2 separate regions of the Homo sapiens genome follow, and region 1 is linked to region 2. A link is an interaction called in ENCODE POLR2A ChIA-PET data of the cell type or tissue named here. Cell type or tissue: OCI-LY7. All regions are shown on one strand. Region 1 overlaps XYLT1 (xylosyltransferase 1). Region 2 overlaps XYLT1 (xylosyltransferase 1).

What was found. ChIA-PET counts read pairs that join two places held together with the same protein. Peaks named below come from ENCODE experiments on the same cell type or tissue, not always from the same donor. Only the 100,000 strongest peaks of a DNase experiment are listed, where the experiment ranks them.
Region 1: POLR2A ChIA-PET joins it to region 2 with 18 read pairs; 7 of 35 experiments call an interaction of 5 or more read pairs at or near these places.

The regions. Positions count from the first base shown.
Region 1 is chr16:17,457,035-17,465,034 of GRCh38, reverse strand. The region is part of intron 1 of XYLT1 (xylosyltransferase 1); the gene reads left to right. LOC107987234 (a long non-coding RNA gene) reads left to right here. Exons shown (of 2, transcript XR_001752091.2): 2 at 1-8,000. Among named protein-coding and RNA genes, the nearest start is that of XYLT1, 9.9 kb to the left of the region's middle. RefSeq lists an enhancer at 2,861-2,910. In OCI-LY7, CTCF peaks have their summits at 2,608 and 2,811 (motif pointing left); DNase peaks (open chromatin) are centred at 2,444, 2,754, 4,624, 5,014 and 2 weaker places; H3K4me3 peaks cover 4,574 bases; H3K27ac peaks cover 5,282 bases.
Region 2 is chr16:17,297,671-17,305,670 of GRCh38, reverse strand. All of the region lies in intron 2 of XYLT1 (xylosyltransferase 1), which reads left to right. Among named protein-coding and RNA genes, the nearest start is that of XYLT1, 170 kb to the left of the region's middle. RefSeq lists a silencer at 2,188-2,257. In OCI-LY7, CTCF peaks have their summits at 386 and 593; DNase peaks (open chromatin) are centred at 2,350, 3,300 and 3,880; H3K4me3 peaks cover 4,370 bases; H3K27ac peaks cover 6,055 bases.

The sequences.
Region 1 (8,000 bases), 160 kb before region 2:
GTAGCTGGGATTACAGGCGTGCACCACCACGCCTGGCTAATTTTTGTATTTTAGTAGAGACAGGGTTTCACCATGTTGGCCAGGCTGCTCTCGAACTCCTGGCCTCGTGATCCGCCCGCCTCGGCCTCCCAAAATGCTGGGACTACAGGCCTGAGCCACTTTGCCCAGCCCCAAAAATCTTTATTCTACTTTTCTCACTTCTTGTTGCAGATTCCTAAAAAGTTACCAACCCTAGAAAAGAAGCAGACATGCAATTTATATTGAATCAGACCCCTAACTCATGATGCAAATACAAGGGTAGTAATAATGATAATAATAATAATAATGACTGCATGGCAGTTATGATGTGTTAGGTGGTTTTAAAAATGGATATATAATAGTTTGACATATTTTGGGGTACATGTGATATTTTGATAGGTTCATATAATGTGTAATGATTAACTTAAAGTAATTGGGATATTCATTACCGCCAACATTTATCTTTACTTTTTTGTCAGAGACACTGAAATTCTTCTCTTCTAGCTCCTTTTTTTTTTTTTTTTTTTGAGACAGTTTTGCTCTGTTGCCCGGCCTGGAGTGCAGTGGCACAATCTTGACTCACTGCTACCTCCGCCTCTCAGGTTCAAGCAATTCTCCTGCCTCAGCCTCCTGATTAGCTGGGATTACAGGCACCCGCCACCACACCTGGCTAATTCTGTTTGTATTTTTAGTAGAGATGAGGTTTTGCCGTGTTGGCCAGGCTGGTCTTAAACTCCTGGCCTCAGGTGATCTGCCTGCCTTGGCCTCCCAAAGTGCTGGGATTATAGATGTGAGCCACTGTGCCCGGGTCTTCTAGCTATTTTGAAATATACAATAGATTATTGTTAATGATAATCACCCTACTGGACTACCAAACACTAGAGCTTATTCCTTCTATCTAACTGGATTTTTATCCTTCCAATCAACATCTTCCTCCCTACTCCCCTAATCACCTATCTACTCTCTATCTTCTTGTCATCTACTTTTTTTAGCTCCTACATAGGAGTGAGAACATGTGATATTTGTCTCTAAGTGCCTGGCTTATTTCAGTTAGTATGATGGCCTCCGGTTTATTCATGTTGCTGCAAATGACAGGATTTCACTTTTTAACAGCTGGCTAATATTCCACTGTGTGTGTTTACCACATTTTCTTTATCCATTCATCCACCGATGGGCACTTAACTTGATTTCATATCTTGGCTATTGTGAAGAATGTTGCAGTAAGCATGGGAGTGCAGATAGCTCTTGGATTTATTGATTTCCTTTCCTTTGGATAATTAATCCTTTCCTGTGTAGACACAGTAGTGGGATTGCCAGATCATATGGTAGTTCTGTTTTTAGCTTGTGAAGAACCTTCATACTCTTCTCCATAGTGGCTGTACTAATTTACATTCCCACCAACAGTGTATGAGTGTTCCATTTTCTCACATCCTCACCAGCGTCTGTTATTTTTTGTCTTCTTGATAAAAGCCCTTTCAGGTGGGGTGAGATGATATCTCACTGTGCTTTTGACTCACAGTTCCCTGGTGATTAGTGATGCTGTGCATTTTTTTATATATCCATTGGCCATTCGTATGTCTTCTTTTGAGAAATATCTGTTCAGCTCTTTTGCCTGTTTAAAAAATTGGACTACTTGTTTTTTTGCTGTTGAGTTGTTTGAGTTCTTTATATATTTTGGTTATTAATCCCTTGTCAGATGGGTAGTTTGCAAATATTTTCTTCCATTTTGTAGATTATTTAATTTGTTGATTGTTTGCCGTGCAGAAGCTTTGTAGCTTGATGTGATCCCGTTTGTCTATTTTTGCTTTTGTTGCCTGTGCTTTTGTGGTCTTACCCAAAAAAAATTCTTGCTCAGCGTCCTGAAGTGTCTCCCCAATGTTTTTTTCTCTAGTCGTCTCATAGTCTCGGGTCTTAGATTTAAGTCTTTAATCTATTTTGATTTGGTTTTTGTGTATGGTGAGTGATGGGGCCTAGTTTCATTCTTAAGTTTATCCATAGGTAATGGCTATCCCGTTTTTCCAGCACTACTTATCGAAGACTTTCCTTTCCCCAGCCTTTGTCAAAAATGAGTTGATATTAAAGTGTGGGTTTATTTCTGCGTTCTCTATTCTGTTTGCCAGGCACTGTTCTAAACCCTCTTTGTGCATGAACTCATTTAATCCTTCAAGCTGTGTACTATTATATTTTCAACAGTCAAGAATGGAAGTTGAAATTGGCTAGAGAGAGGAGTCTTGAATTCAGCTCTCTCTAACCAAGGGAGAAGCGGAGGAGGGGGCAAGAGGATATTGTTCAGGGTTCTTTGGCCGGGGACAATGGCCTTTCTTTCAACCACAACAGACTTCCTGCTGCTCCATTCCTTCAGACCGCTCTGTGGTTGGCCCACTGAGGAGCCCGCCACTTGTACCTGAGAGCCTGGGTCTGCAGCACACTGGAGAGTTACCTCAATAAACATGCAGTGCGGATCATCTTGCGGACACTTCCTTCCGCCTGCAACAGAAACTACCCGTTTGCCCGCAGATGCTCATCAGATGGTGCCCATGTGCTCTCTGGGTTCGGTTGCCCCCTTCCCGATTGGAAGCCAGAGGCATCACAAAGAAGATGGGTGTGGGGTGGGGTGTCACCTTAGCCCTGAACCTGGACACTGGCATTATTAGTGTCAGGAACTGCAAACCCAGACACCCTGCCAGATGAGGAAGGGGTGGGACCCATTCTCAAGCTTTGTGTGTGTGGACGAGGGTGTCTCATCTTTCAGGGCCACCTAGGGGCAATGAATGGATTTGTCCTGTCCCAGGCCTAGTTTGTCCCAGCCAGGTGACTACTGCTTATCTGGACATCTAATCCAGGCTAATGTGTCAGTGGATGCTAATGAGGTAATGTGGTAAGAGGCATTTGTTTCTCCTCCCAGGGCACGCTTTGCCATAATTTTTGGCCACAAGATGTGTGGTTTCAGTTTAAGATGAGTTTGTGGGGCAGAGAGGTTGATGCAAATGTTCCCTACCCAGGAGGCACAAACATTGCAACTATGGTGATGATGAGGTGCATTTATCGAATGCACCAAACACTGTGGAAGGACTAAAAAGACATGCTTTTATTGAATTCTTATAACATCTGGCAAGTTAAGAGCTATTATTTTCATTTCTGTTTTACTGATTGAAATAATGAAAACTAAGGCAATAAGTTGGATGAAAATTAAGCAGATGTGAAGTGTCCAAACTAGAAATTGAAGTTGGGTGGTGTCTCCAAAGGCTGTGTTCTCAGTCTACCCAGTTCAGAGTCAGTAAGTCCGTTGACTCTAGCCCCTCATTCTCCCCCTGCCTCCATCTATTTATGCATGCATTTGTCCACCCATCCATCCATCCATCCATCCATCAGTCCATTCATCTATTTGTCTAAGCATCCATCCATCCATCTATCCGTCCATTCATCCATCCTCTGTCCATTCATCCATCCATCTGTCCATCCATTTACCCATCGATCCATTCATCCACCTATCTACCCATCCTCCACTCCTGCAGTTAGAAGGTACCAGTCCCTGTGTCCAGCACTGGAACCACCTTGGTGAACAGGACCAATGTGCCTCCTGCCCTCCAGGAGGACCAGTCTAGCAGGCAAGAGTTAGAGCCCGTGCTGATAAGTGGCCGATCTCTAGGGAGATCACTCTCACATCCTAGCCTGGTTCATTGCCTATACCCTTTCCCATGGTGACCTCTTGAACACACAAGGGAGGTGTCCTCTGGGAAGGTCAGGGCAAGGAGTAAGTAGTATGATTCAGAGCCCTGGGAGCCCTGAGGTCTCTGCCATCCCAGAACTGTCCATGAGGCCTGGGCTGCTCTGCTCATGGGGCCCAAGCTCTTCTTCTTGTAGCTCATGAAACAACCCTGGAAATGATCCAGGGGAGCAGATGGGCAGATGCTGTGGGGCCTGGGAGGCAGGTCGTGTGATGTTGAGGAAGAAGACAGTGGTCTGACATCATCGGTGGTATGGCACTTTGCCTCTCTGGAGCTCAGTCTCCTTGTCTGAAGCACAGGGGCCATGATGGCACCTACCTGGCAGGGCTTGATGGTGAGGCACAGCTCTGGGTCATGGTCAGTGCTCTGCTCTGCCACCTGATGCAGCCACATCGTAGGAGATGTTTGCTAGAGCCAGGAGGACTTTCAAATCCATGGCCCGTGGGTGGGTTTGATTTTGTCCACACGGTGTGTTAGAATAAATAGGCCCTGGAATTTAAAGATTAGGATATGCCGTGAGACAGCGTAGATTTTTGGAATTCTTTTAAAAGTCATAAGATCCGGCAATACAGGGTCCACGGTGCTTGCTTGGTGTTAAACAGCCAAGCTGAGGAATGGTGATACTGCAGACCCACTGGGTCCCTAAGAGTCCCCCTAAGATCTCTCCTGTCACCTGTGGCACCTGGCTGGCCCCTCTTGGCTGTTGAGTTTGCAGCCCATTTGGAAGACCTCCGTGTTCACTATGAAGACATAAAAATGAGCATCTGTGGTTACCCTATTCCCATGTGGCTTATTCACTGCACTTATTTGCCTCTCACTGCCTGTGCCTTGCCCTGGCATGATGGAGTCTCCCTCCCCGCCTAGCTGGTGGTGGAGACCCAGAATATGCAAATTCTTATAAGCATGAGGCCATCCTGAAGGCAAATGTCCCCGACAGAAATAGAATCATGCATTCCGCAATTTGATAAACCTGTTTCCCCTCTGCAGGGAGTGTGAGTGACAGCCTCCTTTGAGTCATCTGCCCCTCACTCTGTGTTTCCCGTGACCTTGTCCCCCAATAACACGCATTGGGAAGTTGGGAGTCTTTAGAGACAAGGGGGAGGTGGAAAAGTAGAACATTCCTGAGCACCTTGGCTTGGTCCCAGCGCTGTCAGGGACGGACCGTGACTTTCATCTCTGTGTCTTTTTGGCACTTCATCAGATGATGCTAATAAGCCTGCCTCCCTCCCTGGGTTGTGAGGATTAAATTTGATAAACAGATGAGAAAGTGCTTTGAAGCTCAGAAAGCCCCATGTGAATGGAAGACGGGGCTCATGTCTTCAAGCAGCACAATGTGGGAGTGTTCAGACGGGGTTGTCTGCGTTCCTTCCTCACAGCGTCTTGTAACCCGTGGGGGACAGGGAGAGAATGAATGAGTGAAATCCACTGGAAATTTCCCACCTACTCATCCATTCATTCATCAGATACTGGTTGGGGTCTGCTGTGTGCCAGGCCTTATGCACAGCAGGGGGAAAGACAGATGTGACCCTGCCCTCATGCTCTTTATGGTTTGGGGGCAGGATGACCTCCCAATAAAAACAAACAAGAACATTGCAAAAAATCAGATTGTTACAAATGCAGCGAAGGAAACCATTAGGGAGCTGAACGAAAAGAAAGAGCTGTGGATAAGCATTTGTTTTGGATGGGTGGATTTATTTTACTTATTCAGGGGTAAGGATTTATTTTGGATCATGCCTTTTGCCATAGTAGTCCTAAACGAGCCCCAGGAATCCAAAATATGGTATAGACACCAATCGTGATGCACCAGTGGTTGGAGGTGCTACAAGGGCAGATATTCTGTAAAAACTCTTTATAAAAAGTTACTATTCGTATCTGTACAACATTTATTCACTTCTTAAATTTATTTGTTAATTTATTGAGACAGGGACTCCTTACGTCACCCCGGCTAGAATGCAGTGGTTTGATCTCAGCTCACTGCAACCTTGACCTCGCAGGCTCAAGCAGTCCTCCCACCTCAGCCCCCTGAGTAGGTGGGACTACAGGTGCGTGCCACCATGCCCGGCTAATTTTTGTATTTTTTGAAGAGGTGGGGTTTTGCTATGTTGCCCAGGCTGGTCTGGAACTCCTGGGATCAAGTGATCCTCCCACCTCAGCCTCCCAAACTGCTGGGATTACAGGCGTGAGCCACCACGTCTGGCTCACTTCTTAAATATTGCCTGCGTTCTTTTAGTTGCTTTTTTCCCAACAAAACCATATGATACAAACATTACTCTAAATATACAACTTGATGAATTCTCACAAACTGAACACATCCGAGTATCCTAGACCAGGAATCATAGCACTGACAACATCCCAGATGCACTCTCTTCTTCTTGGGTGAATATTTAAAGAAATTATTAATCGCTGTATATTTCTTTAAATGTATATTATGGAAAATACAGAAATATAACCAGCCAATCAAAACGGCAGCTTCAACACTCTTCTCGTTTAACATGCAGGTAAAGTGGCATTTAAGTAAGAAGAAGTGGGTTAACAAAATGAAAACACATAAGCAAACTCTAACTGGATTTCAAATCCTGATTGCAGCTTGGTTGGTTAATGACGATCAAGGAAGTGCTGAGATGGCCAAGGTTTGGTCAATGTCAACTTAACCAGTTTGAAGAGTCTTTGCTCCTCTGGTAAACAGCTGTGCTGTTTTGTTCTGAAGTTCAAGTGGAAAGGATTAAAGTTAGATGTTAGGAGGAACTGTGCTCTGGGTCCCTTGGAAAGGAATTCCCCATTGGAGGCCCTCTCTGATGTCTGCATTGCTCCCACAGTTATGGAAAGTAATGGCCCCAGAGCTCCCCATGCCTGTCTTCTGTGACTGAGTTCTGGACATTTCATGTGCGTCTTTTGGATTCACTGTGCATTTGCTTCACGTTGAGTATTTGTACTCTATTCCCCCAAGTGTTGGACATGAAATTAGCATGATGAATGGGTCCCCAAATGGGCCAGTAATGACTACATTAACTTAACCCTGAACCAAGACTCTCCTATTCAGAACCAGGGTAACAGAACCGCAGTACAACGTTAGCAGCAATTCAAAAGGGCATCGGAGACAACTAATCATTTCATAATGAGCGAGGGGAGAAGCAATAAAAGCCGGGAGCCCAAGGACGGCATGATAATTTTGCAGAGTCTCAGCTCTCAACCAGACTCACGTTCATAAAATAAACAAATGTTTTTGGTAATGGAAAGCTAATGTATACATTATTTAAGGATAGTATTAAAACCAGACTAGATGGATCAAGTAATACAACAGTTACCTCATTAAGCATCCTTTCTTTGGGGATGTGAAAAAGTTATTCTTTTTTTTCTTCTTCTTTTTTCCTTTTGAAATGGGGCTTTATTAATTAGAGATGTAATGGGAAATCTTATTTTTTTCCCCAGACTAGTGGCTGTTTTCTGTTTATTTTTTAATGGAGGACTATGCTTTGCAGATGTTCTCTTTGAAATAAAAGCCTATTCATTGTCTCTCTTTTGCACTTTCTTTTATCCTAGCTCAAAAGGGGCAGCTGTTATGAAAGACACTGAGAACCCCGTTTGCTTGTCATCAAGTATTGCAGATGATTCTGTTGTGGATGTAAAATGCTCTTATTGCCTGCTTTTTCTTGTAACCCTATTGAGGGATAGTTTTCAAATTGTGACGTCTGATTTTCTCTTGTTTAGAAGGTGAGTTAAAGACAGAAAGCAGGGAGAGATGTTAAGCTAAACGTCTCCTAAGGAAGGATGTTCAGTGAAAGACTGGGTGGTTTAGAAATGGGTAGAAGTTAGGTTATTCATTCTTCTTTGGCCTGGAGGCTGACTGCTGTTTGGCTTTCTTTTAGAATTAAAGCAAACAAAAAACGCACAACAGCAACATTTGGAGGAAACTGACTGTTTATTGGAGTGAGCAGGCAGATACAGCCCTCCAATGAAGGTGGGTGCTAGAAAGCAGCGATGGGAAATACGTAAGCCAGAAGGAAACCTAGAGCTTTGTGAGTCAGGTGTGGGCTCCAGATGGAATAATGACAGCATAGGGTCCTCTTCCTCCTTTCTTAAAGAAAAGGTAAATTTTAAAAATCAAAACTTGAATTAGTAGCCAAAATCAATGATTTCCAATCCAAATCAAATTTAGAGTGCCTATTAAGAAATTCGAAATTCTGGTCTTCATTCCCAGAGGTAACCATTTGAGTGAGGGGGGATGTGGCTGCCTCGTGTACACGGGCCCACCAG
Region 2 (8,000 bases):
AGGCGGTGGTGGAGGGATCATGAGGTCAGGAGATCGAGACCACCCTGGCCAACATGGTGAAACCCTGTCTCTACTAAAAATACAAAAGTTAGCTGGGCGTGGTGGTGCATGCCTGTAATCCTAGCTACTCGGGAGGCTGAGGCAGAAGAATCGCTTGAACCCAGGAGGCGGAGGTTTCAGTGAGCCGAGATCGCACCACTGCACTCCAGCCTGGGTGACAGAGTGAGACTCCATCTCAAAAAAAAAAAAAAAAGAAGAAGAAGAAGGTATTCTGTATTATATGTAAATATTAAGAAAACTAAAGCTGCACACACATACACACAAACTCCATTCTGCTGTTCGCTCTTATCCAGAGGACATTTTGTTTTGGAAACTAGATAGGGAAAGTAGTGAGATTAGTTACTGTAGTCTTAGGCTCACATTGGACACATGAACTGGAATCTAAGTTGGAGAATGACTCCCATCCTGTCCTGGGTGGTCAAGACAAGGGGGCATCCTGATTTGGGGAACTGGGATGGCTTTGCAGTCAGCACTTTGCTGAACCTCTGTCGCCTCCTTTGTACAATAGGGAGATGATGCAGGCTCATCATCAGGAGTTAGTGAAATTAAACATGACCCCCGGCCCACAGTGGGCACCCTGCGGCACTGAGTGGTGCTATAAACATGCAAGGACTTCCAGATCATTCCTGTGCCATCTGGAAGCTGTCACCCTTTCTTTCTGGGCCTACAGCTGCAATCTTGGTGAGTTTGCCAAGAAACTTAGCATTGAAATGTCATAGGGTAGTGTTAAATTTTACTATCCAAACCCAAGGCCTCATCTGTGCCAAGTTGGGGGATATACAAATGAATAGATATATTTATCTTGAATGCTTTGAGAGTATTCAGAGAAAATAGGTTACCTTCCCAAGCAGCCTTACTCACCGTGGGCAAAGAAGTAACTGGTAGTGGTTTAACTGGTCCAGCAACTTTGGTCAGAGCCTGTTTGGTTCCCATGACTTTTTGTGGGAAAAAAAAAATCTTAACTGTGGATTTACCAGGTTGTTGACATATGACGCTTTTGGACGTAGGCTTACAGCAGGTTGAGGGCCAAGAAAACATGTCAGCTATTTCAAAGGAGCTGAGCTTGAAGAACTAGCTGAAATAAAACATGTTACAATCACTTTAACACCCTCCCCTGCGCGGTCCAAATGGTCCAAATCCCTGCAGCATTTTTTCGCAGCATGCTTATACCATCCACATACAGCATTTCTGTGACTGGAGGACAGTATTGTGTTGGCAACAGCTTTGGGGAGGAAGGAGGGGGAAAAAAAGACACACTGACAGAGATAGTCATCTTTGCACCTGCCCTTACCTGTGCCTGAAGCCAGAATTCCAGCACATCTGCTCCTCACCTGCCTCTGGTCTTTGATCAAAGGTCATTTTGGGAGGAATGCTATCCCAGCCATTGCTCTGAAAATTGCAAACTGCTGCTCTCCTCTGTTCCTCTGATCTACTTTTTTTTCCCTTCACCACGATGGTTATTACCAACTGACAGACTTTAAGGTGTTACTGCCTTCTTACCTTCCAACATAAGCATAAATTATGCCTTCTTACCTTCCAACGTTAGCATAAATTGATGTCTTATGAACTATCATATATATCTGCATGCACCTGTACACACACACACACACACGCACATGTATATACACACATGCATTGCTCACATATGTATTTTGTTCCTGTATCTTGTGTGTCTGCCACATCATTTGCTCTTAACAAATACAAATTAATAAATCATATGTACACAGTGTTTATAAGATAAGCCTCAGTTCCAGAAATGTCAAAATGATGGGAAAAAAAATCTTCATCTGAAAAATCAGGAGAATGTGGTCAAATGCCTGGATTGTCTAGATTGAGGTCCCATTGATCAACTAATCATACCTGTTTCTAGAATCAGAGTGAAAAGGCTGAATGTGTTTTAAAGACAGACATGTGGCGTGAAATGATTCCTCCTCTTACTCCCAGCCATTGTAATATCATTAGTAATGAAAATGTAAAAGGATTGTAGGTGTCTGTGTTCTGGGCTTATTTCTTAGAGCTTTTCCTAGAACCCTCACAATGGCCCTCTTATGCCAGTTTTATGGCAGAGAAAACTGGGGACTCACGGGGGCATCAACATGTCTCTTTGTTTATTGGAAACATTTTTATATGCTCACAAATAATATGCAACAGCAACAGTAATAGCAGCTAAAGCAGAAGTGTGCAAACTGTCTGTAGAGGACCAGATAGATTAGTAAATATCTGAGCCTTTGCTGGCCACATGGGCTCTGTCACCGCTAAGCAGTTCTGCCAGCGTGGCTGTACAGTAGCTGTAGATAATATGCAAATGAACGGGAGTGGTTGTGTACCAATAAAACTTTGGTTCGCAAAAGAGGATTGCAGGCCAGATTTGGTCTTAAAGCTGTAGTTTGCCAACCCCTGAACTAAATATGATTTCCATGAGGGCAGGAACCACGTCATTATTTTTTACATCATTGTATCTCATGCAGGGAGCCCAATTCTTTGCACATGGTAGTTCTTGAATGAATGAATGAGTAAACCAAGGAATCAGTGAGTGGTCTGTCTTTCAAGATCCATCACGACTGAAGCTCCAGTCCTCCCCTTTCCTTTCCCATGTACTCCCCTTCCCTACCCATACTGCCAACCCTACCCCAGCTTATCCCCTTGCATTAAGCTCACGGTCACATGTGTGCTCACTTGCTAGCTCTCTCTCGCTTTCTCTTTTCTCTCCCCCTCACCCATTCTAGACCCAAGGTCAACCCCTTCCTTCCCTAGTCTTCCTCAAAAGCCTTGGGGGATTGAGTAACCCGTTATTGTGCCAGTGGTGGCTTTTTTCTGGAACCTTTTGAAGTTCTGTGGTTTGTTGATTCATCTCTTTACACCCATCCCTCTTTCAGGAAGGGTTTATGGCAGTCTGCATGGGTGTACTAAACAAAATAAGACTGCAAAAATTAAAACTGAGACAAAGAAAGGAAACACAACCATAGGACCATCATACCTTGGAGCTGGAATAGGTATTAACACCTACACCATGGTGGGGAACTGGAGATTTGACAAAGAGCTTTCTGGCTGCCATCAAGGAAAACAAATCTGTCCCTTCCACTGCCCTGTATCCAAATAATTGACACAGGCCATTGCTCATGGCAGGTGGATCTGTTCTCAGTGCTCAGTTCAGATGGAAATTTCTCCAGAGGGCCTCACAAGAGGAGGAAGAGGAAGGACCAGCAGGCTTTGCAGCTTGCTAACAGCAGACAGGATGAGGTATTCATGGCTGTCTGCTACGACGGTGTCCCCTGGTCTAGACTCGACATCTTATGCTGATACTCAGCAGAGTAAGGACACATCCTGGTACCTGGGCCTGGGTTGACCTCGACATGTATTTTTTTATTATTATTATTATTAGTAGTAGTAGTAGTAGTAGTATTTTGAGATCGAGTCTTGCTCTGTCACCCAGGCTGGAGTGCAGTGGCACAATCTTGGCTCACTGCAACATCCACCTGGTGGGTTCAAGCAATTCTCCCATCTTAGCCTCCTGAGTAGCTAGGGTGTATGCCACCACGCCTGGCTAATTTTTGCATTTTTAGTAGAGATGGGGTTTCACCATGTTGGCCAGATTGGTCTTGAACTTCTGACCTCAAATGATCCGCCCACCTTGGCCTCCCAAAGTGCTGAGATTACAGGCATGAGCCACTGTGCCGAGCCCTGACATGTATTTTAGGGAAGCTACCAGAACAAACAGACCATGTGGTCTCCAAGCACCACTGGAGCATAAAGAGGAAGCTCTTAGTCTGAGAGAGAGACCAGGTGAAAATTCCAGCTCAGATGCTGACCTCTGGCCTAGTCTTTCCACTTTTGTAAACCTCCGAGTCTTCATCTAAGAAGTGAGAGTTGATATTAGCATTCGCCACCTGTTGTTGCGGTGGAGTCTGATGAAACGCCTTCGCACTGTGGCCTTTGCATCTATTATTGTATTTAAACTTGGCAGCGACATTGCAAGGTAAATGTCACCCCATCTGCTTCACGCTGTTCTGAGTACTTTAGCTCAGTATTACTCAAGCATTACTTTCTTTCATTATCACCCTCCCAAGAAGAAAAATTTAATTTAATATAAATTCTCCCTTGTGAGAGAAATTAAATACTGTGGGAAAAGATTTTATCAGATAGGGTTGAGCTTTGGGGGACGGCTGACCATTGCAATATCTAAGACTATTATTATTATTTTGAGACAGAGTTGTGTTGTGTTGCCCAGGCTGGAGTACAGTGGTGCAATCTTGGCTCAGTGCAACCACTGCCTCCTGAGTTCAAGGGATTTTCGTGCCTCAGCTTCCTGAGTAGCTGGGATTATAGGCGCCCGCCACCATGCCTGGCTAATTTTATATTTGTAGTAGAGACAGAGTTTCACCATGTTGGCCAGGCTGGTCTCAAACTCCCAACCTCAACTAATCCACCCGCCTCAGCCTCCCGAAGTGCTGGGATTATAAGTATGAGCCACTGTGCCCAGCCTAAGATTTTTTTTTTCTCACACACATATACTCCCCCAAATTTTGCTTGCTTGGTGGGGGTGACAGTCATCCCTATTGAGAATATGTGCTTTAGATATACAAACTAACTCCTATTAAAGCTCTAGTTGAGAGAGAAAGGAACGGAGGCCCAGAGAGGTAAAGTAACATACCCAGAGTTGCACAGCTAATGAGAAAGGATCTGAATTGTCTTATGGATTGCTCTAGACGGTGCTTAAAGCACAGTCTAACTTATAGCAGCAAACTGTACGTGTTATTTTGTGTCTTGCTTTTGTCGCTTACCTATCTAGCTCATCGATTGTTCTGGTTCAGTATATATATCATGGCCCCCATTCTTTTTAATAGCTGCATTAGGCTGGGCGCGGTGGTTCACATCTGTAACTCCAGCACTTTGGGAGGCTAAGGTGGGCAGTCATCTGAGCCCAGGAGTTCCAGACCAGCGTGGCCAAGGTGGTGATGAAACCCCGTCACTACTAAAAACATGAAAATTAGCCAGGTATGGTGGCAGGTGCCTGTAACCCCAGCCACTCGGGAGGCTAAGGCAGGAGAATCACTTGAACCCAGGAGGCAGCAGTTTCAGTGAGCCGAGATCGTGCCGCTGCACTCCAGACTGGGTAACAGAACAAGACTCCATCTCAAAAAAAAAAAAAAAAAAAAAAGAAAGAATGAAAGAAAGAAATAGCTGCATTATTTTGCATTTGCATTCACATAGCATGGTTTATTTAACCATACCACAACTGCTGAGGCTGAAGTGGTTTCTAGTCTTTGGCAATTAAAAACTCGCCATAGCAATCCTCCCTACACGCATATCATTTTGCTTAAATGCAAGTTAAATGTGAAGGTTACATGCCTAGAAATGAAGTCTGTGCACACTTCTTAAAAGATAGCATTTTGTCAGAGGCACAAAAATATCTCCACAAAGCTAAGATTCTTACGGAGCCATCCAAGGTCAGTTTTCACCATGTTCTTAACAGCTAAGCCACTCTTTTGACCCCCAAATTCCTCCCGACCTGGTTATTGATTTAGCTGTGGGCTCCCCACCCCCGCCACCTTTTATGCCTTTGGTCACCAGATTATCCTCTTGTCATCTGGTATTTCCCTACCAGGCTTCCCACAGTTTATTTTTGAACTTCAGTTCTCATCTCATTAACAGAAAGCCTAGGCGGCCAGATTCCATTCCTGCTGCCGGGGTCAGTGCTTTGAAAAAGGGTCGTTAATAAAGCAGCATCATAGCTTATCCTGGGTCCTTCATGTCCACCAGGATGGGGGAAAAGCAGAATCCTTCCTGTGTCCCTCGTCTTTCTGAAACTTTTCTCTAAGAACTCGAACCAGTCTCATTCTGCAGACCTTCCTGGGCCTTCATTATATAAGAGCTATGTTCTGGCAGTTAGGGAAATCTAGCATGAGTGGCCCCCATTCAATTCTGCAGGGGACAAAAAGCCTCTCTTCTCCTAAAGCTTGCTGGTAAGTCTCTATGGCAGAGTCAAGGCTAAATCAACTCCCACATATGGCGACCTCAGCTAGAGAAGCGAGGTGGAAGGGACGCTAGCAATTCAGAGGGTGTCTTTAGCCCCTGTGCAGCAGCGTCGTCTGTAATTAAAGCTGGCTGCACTATTAATATCATCTGAGTAATTAAACTCAATGGTGTTTGGCAATAGTTTGTTCTGGAAGTTCCTTGAGGAAGAGCGGGTTAACGGGATGGAGAGGGCTGCATGGTATTTTGTGCAAATGGAATCTTTTGGCCTCCTTTATCTGGTCCTGAAGCCTGCTGGGGCTTACTGCCACCCCCTCTTCATTCTGTTATTTCCCCCAATTCACATTTGCTGATGAAACATGGTGGCCAGGTTGATAAAGGCATGGAGCTGGATGCTCTGGTGGTGGTGGGTTAACCACGTGCATTTCCCGTCTGCCTTAAGTGCAGTAGGTGCCCAGAAATGGATTTAATGCATCCAGGCATTCATTCCACAAATATTTACCCAATGCCTGTCATGTGCCAGGGTTTGTGCATACTGAAGGGACATAAAAAAGTAGCTTGCGTTCTAGTTGGAAGATTTAGACAATAGGCAAATACATAATATTATATATAAATAGAATATATTCAGACAATAAGCAAATATATATTATACATATTAATAATAGACATTGTAGATTATAATTATAATCTTTAATAGCCCAGAGAGTGATACGTGGCCTGAGGAGCAACATAATTAGAGGAATGGGGAATGCCTATGGGGCAGGGGGTGGTGGCTCTCATAGGGCGTGTCCTCTGACAAGTTGCTTGAGGAGTGAACCATGAGGATATCCAGACGGATATTTTTCCTGGCCTGGAGAACAGCAAGTGCAAAGGCCCTGAGGCAAGTGACAGCATTTGCATTAGGAAGCAGCAGCTGACGGTCTATGAAGAGCAGCACAGGAGGTCAGAGCTGAAGGACCTTCAGTGGAGCCCCTTCCCTGCCGGGTGAAGACTGAGGCCAGAGAGGGGAGAGCTGACTGTCCCAACTCAATCTCGCACAGCAGCAGGTAGACCAGTTTTTCAGGACTCCCACCTCCCATCCTTACGCTTCACAGAGACTTTAAGGGACCTCAGAGCAGCAGGAAAGGTGCTAAGCAACCCGGTTCAACTCTGCAGTCCTCCACTCAATAGCAGTGTGGTATAAATGACGTCAGCTCCTTGAGCCTCATCTTCCTCATCTGTAAAATGGGAACAGTGAGGGCACTCGCCACCAGGCGTGCTGTGAAGATGAGATGAGATCTCCTGGGCTCTGCGTGTGGCATGGGGTGGCTGTGCAGGGAACGTTAGTTATGGGCCAAGGTTTTTTGGTCCTGCAACTGGACACACTATACCTCCAGCCCATTCCCTCGCCCCCACTAGATGTGACACCATCCGTCTCCTCATGGCTGTCACCTGACGGAACCGATTTTACACTCATTTTGACTTGTTTTGTAAGGGAGGGTCTGGTTTTCTCTTGGAGACAAAAATTTTGGCAAGTGAGACCTTACAGGATGTGCTCCAGTTTCCTCATCTGTAGAATGGAGCCGTGATAGCTCTTAACACTGGCTCCCTCGGCAGGAATAATTTTTTTTTTTTTTTTGAGACGGAGTCTCGCTCGTCGCCCAGGCTGGAGTGCAGTGGCGCGATCTCGGCTCACTGCAAGCTCCACCTCCCGGGTTCACGCCATTCTCCTGCCTCAGCCTCCCGAGTAGCTGGGACTACAGGCACACACCACCACGCCCGGCTAATGTTTTGTATTTTTAGTAGAGGCGGGGTTTCACCGTGTTAGCCAGGATGGTCTCGATCTCCTGACCTCATGATCTGCCCGCCTCGACCTCCCAAAGTGGTGGGATTACAGGCGTGAGCCACCGCGCCCGGCCTTTTGTTTTGTTTTATAGAGACAAGGTCTCACTCTGTGGCCTAGGTTGGAGCACAGTGGCATGATCATG